Regions from separate parts of the Homo sapiens genome. Here region 1 is linked to region 2. Evidence: read pairs that join two places in POLR2A ChIA-PET (ENCODE). Cell type or tissue: CD4-positive, alpha-beta T cell. All regions are shown on one strand. Links, peaks and the distances in the headings refer to the core of each region. The heading gives the core; the rest is flanking DNA.

Evidence for each region. Peaks named below come from ENCODE experiments on the same cell type or tissue, not always from the same donor. Only the 100,000 strongest peaks of a DNase experiment are listed, where the experiment ranks them.
Region 1: POLR2A ChIA-PET joins it to region 2 with 6 read pairs; 5 of 35 experiments call an interaction of 5 or more read pairs at or near these places.

The regions. Positions count from the first base shown.
Region 1 is chr2:157,585,757-157,592,742 of GRCh38, reverse strand. It overlaps ACVR1C (activin A receptor type 1C), which reads left to right. Exons shown (of 9, transcript NM_145259.3): 2 at 5,326-5,556. Among named protein-coding and RNA genes, the nearest start is that of ACVR1C, 40 kb to the left of the region's middle. In CD4-positive, alpha-beta T cell, for the core only: no CTCF peak of the experiment used is centred there; no DNase peak of the experiment used is centred there.
Region 2 is chr2:157,434,334-157,441,319 of GRCh38, reverse strand. CYTIP (cytohesin 1 interacting protein) reads left to right here. Exons shown (of 8, transcript NM_004288.5): 2 at 6,573-6,622; 3 at 6,896-6,950. Among named protein-coding and RNA genes, the nearest start is that of CYTIP, 6.3 kb to the left of the region's middle. RefSeq lists enhancers at 1-78, 2,216-2,285. In CD4-positive, alpha-beta T cell, for the core only: no CTCF peak of the experiment used is centred there; a DNase peak (open chromatin) is centred at 1,702; H3K4me3 peaks cover 5,000 bases; H3K27ac peaks cover 4,170 bases.

The sequences.
Region 1 (6,986 bases), core at 629-5,628, 150 kb before region 2:
ATATTGTAATTGGCAGCACAAAGGTTCTATGTTGAGGATGATTAATATAAATATAGTTGAATTATATGTCAAATGCAGTGATATAGTGGACTGGTGGGAAATGAAATATGAGAGGCTGAGTATGTCGTATGTTACTTATTCATCTTAGGTCCTATTTAGTTTGCTGTTTGTTCGCTGTCAGTCCTATCATACTGCCAGTTGAACTGGAATAAATGGGAACATGTAGCAGATGTTTGAAGCCATTATCATTAACAAATCCTCAATTTTGCCAGTGTTTTTCATCGTGCAAGATTTAAAGTAAGGTGTCACTTTCTGTCTTAACTATATCACCTATGTCTATATTATTCTTAAGATTTGTAACTTTTACTTTTAACCAGGATAAATTTTTATAGCTTGTGAAACATTCAGTGAGTATCCGCATAAATCCTTGGTAAGAACTATTATGTAATCATTTTTATAAGGAGCCAGTAGTGCTTCAAAGAGAAAGTATCAGATTATGTACTCAGAGCCTTACTTAATACAGAATTTAGATAAAGCTGTAAGGTGAGATTGTTTATTTTAGATGCAAGGCACATGATATTGAATTTTATTTGACTGCATGTCCCCTCAGAAAATAGGTAGGTAGAATTTGTTTCAAAAATACCAACTGTGTTTTAAAGGCTATTAGAATAATACAGATCAGAATCCTAGTTTTCAATTGTTAATTAGTTATCAGCTTCTTTCTGCTGTATTAGAATTCTATTTTATTCACAATTGCTAGAAATTTGTGGGGTGGGAGAATTGTTCACCTACCCATTTCTTTATGGCACCTTAGTCATGAAAGGTACCATTGCTTGAGTAGTCCAGAGACTGTTACGTAAGTCAGTCACTTTGTCTTTTTGAGCCTCATTTTGTTATGTATGAAATGGAGATAGTGACAACTAACTCCCACAGTTGCAGTGGGATTATATGAGATGACGAATGCATGTGAAACTAACATATATTTAATTGTTGAGTGCTTTATGATTGTCTTCACTCTGTGGATTCATATTCCTTAGTTAGTTGTGTCAGTTGCTAAGCTTTTCTTGGAAATAGAGCGTCCAAGGAGATTCTGATGAAATGTCTAGTGACAAATGGTTTGAGATTGTGTGTCAGAAGAGTTACTCTTTTTCCTGCCTTTAGCCCCTTAAAATATGCAAGTGAAGAATAACCATAGTGCAGCAAGTTTCTTAACATTAAATGAGTTTTCCTATTTTGTAATTGTAGATTTCCATAAGGTGTAAATAAGTAGGGTCATAAAATATTGGTGTTATGTAAGAGTTTAAGATTTTTGGACCCACTTTCCCTATGCTGTTCATTTTCTATTTTCAGAGGACAACACTGAGGCTCTGTAAGGTTAAATGTCTTCTCCAAAGTCAATCAGCAAGTTAGTGACAGAGTGAGGGCTGAGACCTTTGTCTTTTCCCAAATTCTTTGGCTGGACCATCACCAGATACTACCTGCTGTGTGACCGTCTAGAATCTAGTCTGGGTCATTAAAAAAAGGAGAGCAGTCAAATCACTCTTGACAGAGCGGAAAGAGATGCATTTCTTTATTATGCCTTTTAAATGGTCTCTGCACCCTAGTTCATTTGGCTATTCCTTTATGGATTACAAATATATTTTGATTGTTTCGCTTGTTTGCATAAGACAACTGACTTTACCCGCTTCGGTAGTAGGAGAGATAGTCCCTAAGTCTTTATATAGTATTTCCTATGTGCCAGACATTGGTCTAAGGGCTTTATATAGGTTAACTAATTTATTCTCCACAACACTATGAGGAGATATATTATTATTAGTCCTGCCTTTCATATAAGAAAATGGAGGTACAGGAGACAAAGTAATGCCTAAGATTACAAAGCTAGTATAATCAGATTTGTAAGATTGGAACTGGAGAATACTAGAAAGATTTCATTGTCAGTAGAAACCTAGATGAATGCTTGCCCATGATATGACTTCTCTTTTTGCAAGGAAAGTGCCTTGAAACATGTTCTAAAGCACTAGATTTTATCTATATGGCTCTATAGAATCCCAATCAAGTTAGAATATATGGTTCTTCTGTATCACATAAATATTGATGAAAAAGTATATTTATTAATGTTGGTCACCACTAGAATAAATAGGAAAGTGAGCTGTTATGCTTGGTTCAATGTTGATAACAAAACAGTATTTTATTTTAGGATTGTATTTCCCTTAGGATACCAGTAATAAAAATGTTTCTAGAAATGATGCTTCATCAGTTAAGAAAAATTATTGATAGAAGAGAATAATTTCTATATGATTGATATAGAATTTGTTCTTTCTTAAATATTCAGTTATATAGGAATAGTACCCATTTTTGCTCCCATATCGGTATTTGAAGTTAAGTAAAAGTTGTCATTTGTGTATCAAATATTTTATAAGTACTACAAAAGCAACTCCAATTTGAGTGATTAGCAATTTAAAGACTTTAGTTTTACTAACAAAGATTATATGGTAAAAAGTTGAACATTTAGATAGTTATGGGAGGGCAGTTGTGATTTAACGAAAAGTTCATTACATTAATAATACATTTATTTATTTTTGTTTTTGTTGCATTTGCTTTTGGGGTCTTAGTCATAAATTTTTTACCTAGAGAATGTTGAGAATAGTTTGTAGGTTTTCTTCTAGAATTTTTCTGGTTTTAGGGCTTTGAGTTAAGTCTTTAATTCCTCTTGAGTTGATTTTTGTATAATGTGAGAGGGGGATCCAGTTTCATTTTTCTATGTGTAGCTATCCACTTTTCCAAGAACCATTTATTGAATAGAGTATCCTTTCCCCAGTGTCAGTTTTTGTGTGCTTTGTCGGAGATCAGTTGGTTGTAAGTATGTAGCTTTATTTCTGGATTCTCTAATCTGTTTCATTGGTCTATGTGTCTACTTTTATACCAGTACCATGCCGTTTTGGTTACTGTAGCCCTATATTTATAGTATAATTTGAAGTTGGGTAATGTGATGCCTCCAGATTTGTGCTTTTTGCTTAGGATTACTTTGGCTATTCAGATTCTTTTTTGATTCCATAAAAATTTTAGGATATTTTTTCTAATTCTGTGAAAAATGTTGTATTTTGATAGGAATTGCACTGAATCTGTAGATTGCTTTGAGCAGCATGGTCATTTTCACAATATTGATTCTTCCAATCTATGAGCATGGGATGTTTTTCCATTTGTTTGTGTCATCTATATCTCTGCACAACCAAAGAAATAATTAACAGAATAAACAGATAACCTACAGAATGGGAGAAAATATTTGCAAAGTATACATCCAAAAAAGGATATATCCAGAATCTACAAGGAACTCAAGAGAATCAGCAAGAGAAAAGCAAATAATCCCATTAAAAAGTGGGCAAATGACACGAACAAACACTTCTCAAAAGAAGACATACAAATGGCTAACAAATATGTGAAAAAATGTTCAACATCACTAATCAGCAGGGAAATGCAAATTAAAATCACAGTGTGATACCAGCTTACCCCAGCCAGAATAGTCACCATTAAAAAGTCAAAAAACAATAGATGTTTGGTGTGGATATGGTGAAAAGCAAATGCTTATACCCTGCTGATGGGAACTTAAATTATTACAGTGTCTATGGAAAACAGTATGGAGAGTTCTCAAAGAACTAAATATGGAACTACCATTTGATCCAGCAATCCCACAATTGGGTGTCAAAAAGATACCTGCAGGTGTATGTTTATTTCAGCACAGTTCACAATTGCAAAGATATGGCATCAATTTAAGTGCCCATCAACCGATAAATGAATACAAAAAATGAATACAAAATGTGGTGTGTGTGTATGAGCATGTACATATATATATATACACACACACGTATATATATATATATATATATATATATATATGGTGTGTTTGTGTATGTATTTGTGTATATATGTGTGGCATATATATCATAGAATACAACTCAGCCATAAAAAAGAATGAAATAGTCTCTTGCAGCGACTTCTGATGGAACTGGAGGCCATTATCCTAAGTGAAGTAACTCGAAAACAGAAAATAAAATACTGCATGTCTTCACTAATAAAAGGGAGCTAAGCTATGAGTATGCAAAGGCATACAGAGAGACGTAAAGGATATTGGAGACTCAGGAGGTGGGGGAGGGTGGGAGGGAGGTTAGGAATGAAAAATTATCTATTGAGTACAATGTACACCATTTGGGTGATGGGTACACTGAAAGCTGAGACTTCACCATTATACAGTTCACCCATGTAACCCAAAACAACTTGTACTCCTAAAGCTATTGAAATTTAAAGAATTTTAAAACAATAATACAAAGCTTATTTAGTATTATACTATTTAGAAACAATATATTTAAATGAAATTTGAATAAATAACTCAACCACTAGGCGCTTCATGCTGACGAATGTTTTACATCAAAACATAAATAGGCACCACTTTGGACATGTGAGTTAGTGGTGAATGTGTTTGTGTGTGTGTGTGTGTGTGTGTGTGTGTGTAGTAAGTGGAGAATGTTGGGGAGGTGTAGACAGTGAACAGATTAGTTTAACAAAGTGTAATTTTTCACAGTTGTATTGGTATAGATATTCTAAATTCTATTATTGATTTGCCTTACTTTATGGACTAGATGTGTGCATTAAAGAAAATTACCTGAAGGTCATGGTGTCTGTTCAAATGATTCATTCTAGTATACGTTCTTTAGTGAGGAGGGGAAATATAGTGGCTCACCAATGCCTCAAAGGAACTACGACAATAACAATTGTGTTAAAGTGTCACAGAAAATAAATATAAAGTGTCACAACTATTTTTTTAGAGACATAAATATCTATGGTTAGCTTTGCGTTTAGCACATTTGCTTAAAAGTTTAAAGGAAGGAGGGCAAATGAACAGAACACACTGAATTGTTTGGTTACACAGCTGCCATAACCCCACTTTAATGTTCTATGAGTATTGCTGGACAGCTCCCCTTGGTTGCTGTGATACTGTTTCCTAGCATTTCCTAGGAGCTATTGATTTAGGAATGAGCTGGTTGAACTTAATATGGGGGTATTTAGAGCATGGATGAGGCAAATGCTTTAAATATAGTAGCAACTGGAATAAATCACAAAAATATTAGCAAAAGTAAATGATAATTGGACAGGATGTTTAGTGAAATATATGATGGAGAGGGAGTAATTGCTTAGCATGTGTTTAGCAAGTGTTTTTATTTAAACCCTTTTTCCATTTTCATTAAGATTGAATTTATATTCCCAGGTATTATCAAATAAAGTAGCATGATGTCTTTTGTATTTTAAATCTTTTTGCCTTACTCTTTCCAGGACTGAAGTGTGTATGTCTTTTGTGTGATTCTTCAAACTTCACCTGCCAAACAGAAGGAGCATGTTGGGCATCAGTCATGCTAACCAATGGAAAAGAGCAGGTGATCAAATCCTGTGTCTCCCTTCCAGAACTGAATGCTCAAGTCTTCTGTCATAGTTCCAACAATGTTACCAAAACCGAATGCTGCTTCACAGATTTTTGCAACAACATAACACTGCACCTTCCAACAGGTAAGGGGTTTATCTTTGTTCATTCCGAATTTAATTTTACTCTTGGGAAACTATAAGAATGGTAGGAATCAAACTGTCTTATGTTTCTTTAAATAGGAAAATCTGTTTTACAGTTCTCTTTTTGATTTTGGCTGGTAAAATTCTCTAGAGTCTAGCTGAGGTTGAGTTTTTAAAAAATTGCACATCATTGTCAAAACATTGACAATAACGTAACAATTTTGAAGAAATTTGTCCACGTGAATTGTATTTTTGAAATGATTAATGAACCTAAAGTCAAATGTAAATTTTTATGGAGTTTTTAAAAAGAAATTGAGATTGCTTCTTGGCCTTTCGGCTAAGATCATGTGTAAAAGACATTGAAATACATACTGAGAAGAAAAAGAGCATAACTAAAAATAGCAGATTGCCAACTTTTCTGGGGACAGAATCTTTTTTTCAGGGATATCCTCTGCATATCTTCTTTATCTACCCACATTCAAGTGAGAGCACACCCCAGAGAGATAGAGGCAGAATGGAATTCGACCCTTCATCATTGTTCAGATATATTTCTGCCTTTCGTCATATTATACAGTGCTTTATCCCAATTTATAAGAAGCTAAAAATCCTGATCTGGCCCTTTATCAGGAACCTGGGATCTGAAACTTTGGGACACATTAAGGGACATGTAATTCTGAATTTAAAACTAGTTTATGATGTGAAAATAGTCCTGCTATTGAATTTCTTTAAGATTTTTAATATAACAATAATTTAATGATTATCAATACAGATGTATCTATAACAGAGATACATATATTTCCTTACAAATTAACATTTTAAGGCAATGTTATCCAATCTCAGGTGTTCATATGTCATCATATCAGTATACCACTAAAGTACTTTTTACCTATTTTTTAAATAAACTAACCACCTTTTAATTGAAAAACATTTATTTTATAAAATATAATATCACTACCACCAATTAAAAACCAGTGTACTTGCCCTAAATAGAAGATAACTATGTAAACAAACAAACAATGCTCCTGCATTTCAGTTAGGTATTTTGCATTTTCTCTTTTTTAAAAGAGAGAAGAAGTGTAAAAGACATATTAGCAGGAAAGGAGACTTTTTCTTACAAAATCCAAAAAAACTAAGAGAATAAGAGAAGGAATCATAATATGATTCAGTGTTATGTAATATCATGTTTGTTTGCCATCCCAATTCATCTCAGAAAAAAAACTCTTAAAGTAATTCCATGTACCAGCACTAGTACTTGTCCCAACCTTGGAAACACTGTTGTAAGGCATTATCATGTATATTGCAACCTCAAAAGTTATACTTGGCATATTTCATCCCTGAACACTACTTGCAGTCGTGGATTTTAGACCACACTTATTCTCTCTATCTCAGATGCCATAGACTTCCTTGCTTTGGTGGTGATCTGGGATCTATTA
Region 2 (6,986 bases), core at 1,278-6,277:
ATGGATGTTCATTTCCTTTAACTGGTTTTTAGAGAATAATCACCCATTTGGCACTGACTAAATTGCAGGCAACAAGATCCTTGTGAGGCAATCACATGAGCAGGTGTTTCTCTGCCTACTGTTATTTTCAACACTTTCAGGGCTGACGTCAACAGCTCATACTTCTTGTTGTTGTTGGCTTTGGTTTCTGCAAAGCTATATCTGGTTAGCTTGTAGTTTCAAATTATTAGTCTTCAGAATCAATTGGGTGTTTACATTCAGAATTATTTAAAGATAGATTTCTCTGTGTGCATATTATCTCACTACCTGTACTGATAGGAAGTGTCAGACACCCCAGTATGGCTTCTACTTGTGAACACAGTTTTAGGACAAAAAAAAAAAATCTTTGCAATGGAAAGCTCGGTAGGAAGGAGACAGGAGGAATTAAGGACAGTCTCTATCAATGATGTCAAAGAAGTAGTGATTGTCTTACCACCCACTCTCATAAATGTAGTACGTTGCTTTTGGAAAGCAGTTTTTACAGAATGCTATAGTGAGAACCAGGGACCTGACAAACAAGTCCACAAACTTCAGTGGTACCACAGACTGACTCTCTTTTCCTAATTTTCTTTTAGTTATCACATTATTGCTAAATAGGCAACTTCTGGCAGGCTGATTTCATCTATAAGTTCAGATAGGGAATGTGTGCTCTGCTCTGGGATGTGTACACTGCTGGGCTGGGCTCTGCCCTGCAGGAGCTTTCACGGTGTGTCCGGCAGCACACCCATCAGGTGCCGTAACTCCCAATTGTCCTGAACTACACCAAAGGATTTTAATCACCTCATGACAATTTTAGGTAGAAAACTGTGCTAATTTCACTAGAAAAGACTTTGAAAATTATTCTTTAATCTGTATTGTGGCATGCATGGTCAATATCCAATAATTTTTCTTGAAGAGTCTGTGAGCCCACCATCAGACCTTACTTGGAAATGGCGGTATTGTATTTCGGTTTCTCCGGGCACTTAACGTCAGGAAATTAAGTTCAGCTCCATTATTTTGTTGCATCTTTGAATAGTCTGTGGAGCGTTGATATCCTAATGCTCCTTATTTAAAAGTGGGTGGGAGTTGCATGGAAGAATTGGGGAGTGAGGCAGGGGACTGGAAAGGGAGCAGAGCACATAATTTTGGGGCCTTTGAAACAAGTAACAGTGACAAAAAACCTCACTCTGGAATCAGTAACCTCTCCCCCGCACCCTCCCCAACACTTTCAGGAGATGAGTATATAGAGTGGGGACCAGGAGGAAGTAACCTCTGTAACCCAGAAGTGGCTAAAGTGTTGAACTTTGAGCTTCTCTAAGGAGAGCTGGCTATCTGGCTGAGCTGCCAAGTACTCCTGTCTTTCAGAAATTGACAGCTGAAGTATTTGGTCTTGGTTTCCCACTGAAGAGGAATGTGTAGAATCACTGCAGAGCAGAAGAAATTAAATTTTGAATATTAATGCCTGATCTTTTAAGTTATCTGACTAAAAACAGAAGAGTGATCATAAGCCCAACCCTAGGTATCAGTGTATTATGGCTAGCAAGGAGTTAAGAAGCTTTGTCTATTCAGCAGTCATAATTGAATGTGTAGTTTGCAAGCCTGCCAAATTGCTAAACCTAGATTTCTCATATTAGATAATGTGTAATAAAAGACAGCTGTTGCCAGCATATGCTGTGAATTGCACACCAGTTCCTCATTCATGATTTTTGGCGCCATCACTACAACCCTTAGAAAAGGCTCTGACTGGAGGGCTGTCTGGGGAACATAGACCCCACTGGTCAGATCCTTGAATAAGGCTGCTCGCCCTAGGGAAAGCGGGGCAGGAAAGACTTTTTTTTTTTTTCAAAGTGCAAAACCCTTGATAAGACCTTAGACACACTTCATTTCACTTTAGGCAGGTAGTTTGGTGTGTGAGCTAGTTTCGAACCCTGGGAACATTCCTTTCCACATCGCCTGAGTCTGACAGCCCGGATCAAAAACAAGCAGGCTTTGTGTCAAGACGTGGCACGTGTCAGAGAATTTGACGGTACTTAATTTATTTAAATTGTTTTTTGTTTAAGTGTTAGATGCTTGAAACAGCCTCTTAGCTAATACCGAATGGAAACTAATTTGTAATTTGACTTAATCTGACTTTTGGTGTTGCTGATAACCCAAATTAGTCAGTCCACAGGAACTGAAAATCTGCTATGCTTCTCATGTTGTGCTAGACAAATATTTTCATCTTTAACTAGTCAATTAGCTAGATAGAAAGGTTAGAAGTAGAGTGGTGGGGGAAATATCTATAGAGGCTTCAGGTCTGTCCTGTGGTTTAAAAGATTTTACATTTGAATCTATCCAGAATGACTTTTGATTCAAAAGACCGATTGGATGAAATCTTGAAGTTCCTAATAGATGCACTGATTTCCGGCATACTAAAAGGGTATTTAAAATTGACAAGGCTCAAAATTTTACTAATAATTTATTAATTCTTGCCACCATTCATCCACTTAGCAGCTATGTACTAAGGCACTACTATCTTTGTTTTCTGTTAGTACTTTTTCTGCATTTCTTGTTTCGGATTGAATTTTTTTTTTTGTTCTTGTCTGTTTTCTTTCATTTAAAATTTTTTGGTTTTTAAAATTTGTACTTATTCAGTTGATATATAATCATACATACTCATGGTATACATAGTGATGTTTTGATACGTGGAATGTACAGTGATCAGATCAGAGTAATTAGCATATCCATCACCTCCCTCACACAATGATCATTTCTTCATTTTGGGACTGTTGAATATCCTCCTTCTAACTATTTGAAACTAGTACATGATATACTATTGTTAACTATAGTTAGCCTACAGTATAGAGCACTAGAACTTATTCTTCCTATCTAGCTGTAATTTTTTATCCTTTAACAAGTGTGTCCCTATCCATTTCTTCCCCCAACCCTTCCCAGCCTCTAGTATCCTCTGTTCTACTTTTTACTTCTATGAGATCAACTTTTTTTAGCTTCCACATATGAGTGAGAACATGTGGTGTTTAACTTTCTATTCCTGGCTTATCTCACTTAACATAATGTCTTCCAGTTCAATCCATGTTGCTGTGAATGACAGGATTTCATTCTTTTTTATGGCTGAATTGTATTCCATGGTGTATATATACCACATTTTCTTTATCCATTCATCTGTTGTTGGACACCTAGGCTGATGCCATCTCTTGGCTATTGTGAATAGTGCTGTAATAAACATGGGAGTGCAGATGTCTCTTCGATATAATGATTTCCTTTCCTTTGGATGAATTCCCAGTAGTGGGATTGCGGGATCATATGGTAGTTCTATTTGTAGTTGTTTGAGGGACCTCCATACTGTTCTCCATAGTGGCTGTACTAATTTACATTCCCACTAACAGTGTATGAAAGTTCCCTTTTCTCCTTATCCTCACCAGCATTTATTATTTATTGTCATTTTGATCATAGCTATCCTAACTGGTGTGAGATGATACCTCATTGTGGTTTTAATTTCCATTACCCCAATGATGAGTGATATTGAGCATTTTTTCATATATTTGTTAGCCATTTGTATGTCTTCTTTTTCTTCCTTTCTTTTTTTTTTTTCTTTTTTTTTTTGAGATGGAGTCTCACTCTGTCGCCAGGCTGGAGTGCAATGGCATGATCTCAGCTCACTGCAACCTCCGCCGCCCGGGTTGAAGCGATTCTTCCAACTCAGCTTCCCTAGTATCTGGGATTACAGGCACCTGCCATCATGCCTGGCTAATTTTTGTATTTTTGTAGAGACGGGGTTTTACCATGTTGGCCAGGCTGATCTTGAACTCCTGAGCTCAGTTGATCCACCCTCCTTGGCCTCCCAAAGTGCTGGGATTACAGGTGTGAGCCACCATGCCCAGTCTTGTATAGCTTCCTTTGAGGAACGTCTGTTCAGATCATTTGCCCATTTTTAAATTTTTTTTTTTCTGTTGAGGTATTTTAGTTCATTATATATTCTGGATATATAAATGAGTAGTTTGCAAATATTTCCTTCCATTCCACAGGTAGTCTTTTCACTCTGTTAATTGTTTGCTGTGCAGAATCTTTTTAGTTTAATATAACCCCATTAGTTTATTTTTGCTTTTGTTGCCTGTTTTTTGAAGGTCTTATTCATAAAATTTTTTCCCAATCCAATATGCTAAAGCCTTTCCCCTATGTTTTATTCCAGTAGTTTTATTGTCTCAGGTTTTACATGAAGGTTTTGATCCATTTACTTATTTTCAGTTGATTTCTGTATAGAGTGAGAGGTATGGTCTAGTTTCTTTCTTCTGCATATGGATATACAGTTGTCTGTTTTCTTTCATTTTTAAATCTTGCTACATATTTAAGATTTTTAAATTTTACTTTATGTATTTTAGTGATTATCCTTGAGTTTTTCCTATGATATTGAATTTAATAAAGGACAATGTTGAAGACTATCTTTACATATTTCTCCTGAACGTGAATATTTAATGTGGCTCTTCAACCATCTCAGTTGCTTCCATTTTCGTTTAGTAGTTTATTTATTTTTATCTATTTCTCCATTTTTAAGTTTCCATTCTATTCCAGGCCCTGTGTTGGGCATTGGGGCAGAAAGTAAAACAAATAACATTCCCCAAGAGGTCCAAATCACACAGATGATTATGTACAGATGTGAAGTATTTGATCCAGTATGCATTTCATATAAATATATACATATATGTATACATATATATATAGCTCTCTCTATATGGATATATGAATAATATGATGAATACTGATAGCAAGAGTAATACCTTAAAAATATAAGCCCTTATTTATAGAGGTATAAGAAACTTTTATAAAAAGAATAAAAAAGCCCTAGTTATCATTACGTAATTTGGCTTAAGGGCGGAAAACAAGCAGCTGAAGATAATAAAAATAGATTAAGAAAATATGAGTACAATATAAGGGAGAGACTGAGAATGCTTGGAAATATCAAGTTTGTGGCTCTCTTCTGCAAGGAAGCCCACTAACATAGATGAATAGTCCCTATCCTTGGTAACGGTACATACGAGGTACAAAATCAGGTTACAACAAACCATACCAATCCTTGTAGGCATTCCACAGTTAGTGCTTATAAATTGAAAAGAGATACTTTTTAGCAAGACTAGAGAATCTTTTTGGGTCTGAGCAATTTATTTCAGTCTCCATTGCGATATAAGTGAGTTGAAGCCCAGAACTAACAAAAGAGGAAAATATAATTAATTTACAGCAAATTGGTAAGAAGAGACCACCTCTCCATTACGTTAAGTTTATGGACTGGTGGCTGAATTCTTAACACTGGTCCATTCCAGGAAATTTGTGAAAATGCTGGCATTTGGTACCTGGTAATTCAAAATTCCTACAGTGATGTAGGCTTCACTCCTAATGAATGTCTTAATAAGCATTTCATTTGTGTAACTTGTCACATAAGCATTAATATCTCCTACATATTTTCCCCCTTCTAGTTTTCATCCTTTACTTATTTTATTTTGCTTTGTCTGGACTGACTATGCATTGATCTCTTGATATTTTATGTGTTCATTTATATATGACAACCATTTCAGGTTGACAATTAAAAACCATGGGTTAGCTAGTAGCTTATGTTTTGGGCCCTTGAAGCAACATTTGAGAATAGGGCTAATAAACATTTCCTGAACAAAGAAACAAACCGACCAAAAAAACACAAAAACCTGCTGCAATTTTCCTAAAAAATAAGTTGTCACCTTTTGTTGATGCTGCTTCTGTTTACAGTGGTAGAATGTGTCCTGAAAGCTTATGTTTATATGATCTTTTCCAAAAGTGCAGAGGAATGAAGGTGATATTATTTATACCATTGATACTATTCTGAGGTTTCTTTCCTTTCTTGGCTGGAAATTTCACGTTAGTCTTCCAAAACTATTACAAAAATAAATCATAAGCAGAAATGAGGTTTTGAGTTCCTGGTTTTACCTGAATTGTGTGTGTGAGTTGGTTGTTTAGAGATTATTTTATCCTACTAAAAACAGTAACGTATTGAATTATTATAGTAAACACTGTCATTTCATCATCATCTCCAAAAACTATAAAGTATTTGGGTTTCATATGCCATTCTAAGTATGCTATTTTTCTTTGGATTTCAGTGTGATTACAAATTGCTATGGTTAATCTTTCAGAGGCTGTTTTAAATACAGACCAGAGAGGAAGTTCTCTTTGGAAGCTTTGGAGTTTTGCCACATTATTTTAACTCTTTTGCCACATTGTATTACTATCTAAACCTCTTTCAATCTTTTAACTGGAATGCCTAGAATCCTGTCTCCCTACTCTCCTCTGCTATCACTAGAGAATGTAGAGAATGGAAATGGCTGCCTTTATGCAACAATTTCCCAGGAGCTGGGCCAAAGAAGGTGGTAAAGAACAGGTTGTGTGTGTGTGTGTGTGTGTGTGTGTGTGTGTGTGTGTGTGTGTGTGTGAGAGAGAGAGAGAGAGAGAGAGAGAGAGAGAGAGAGATTTAGAACATTTTACAGTGTATCTTGAAGACCCTGGGATAACTATATGTCTTTTGTGTTTTTCAGCTTGCTTTGACCAGATCAAGTTCTTTAAGTGACTTTTCCTGGTCTCAAAGGTAAAGAGATTGAATTATTTTTTGTCTCTCCCAAAATATTTAGGAACATAGCTCTCCAGACTGTTTTTTCCTCTCTCTTCCTCTCTCTCTCTCTCTCTCTCTACGCACACACACAGACGCACACACACAGACACACACACAGAATCTTACATACTACAATTTACATAAATGTCAGTTATTTTTAATTGTGACAGTTATTTTTAATGATAGATCTGTGCCAAATGTGATACTTTAATTTTCATGCAGTTTCTTTTTTAAACATTTTTATTACAGAAAGCTTGTTACTGTGGAGAAGCAGGATAATGAAACATTTGGATTTGAAATTCAGGTGGGCAATTTTCACATTTTCTAGACTTCCAAGGAA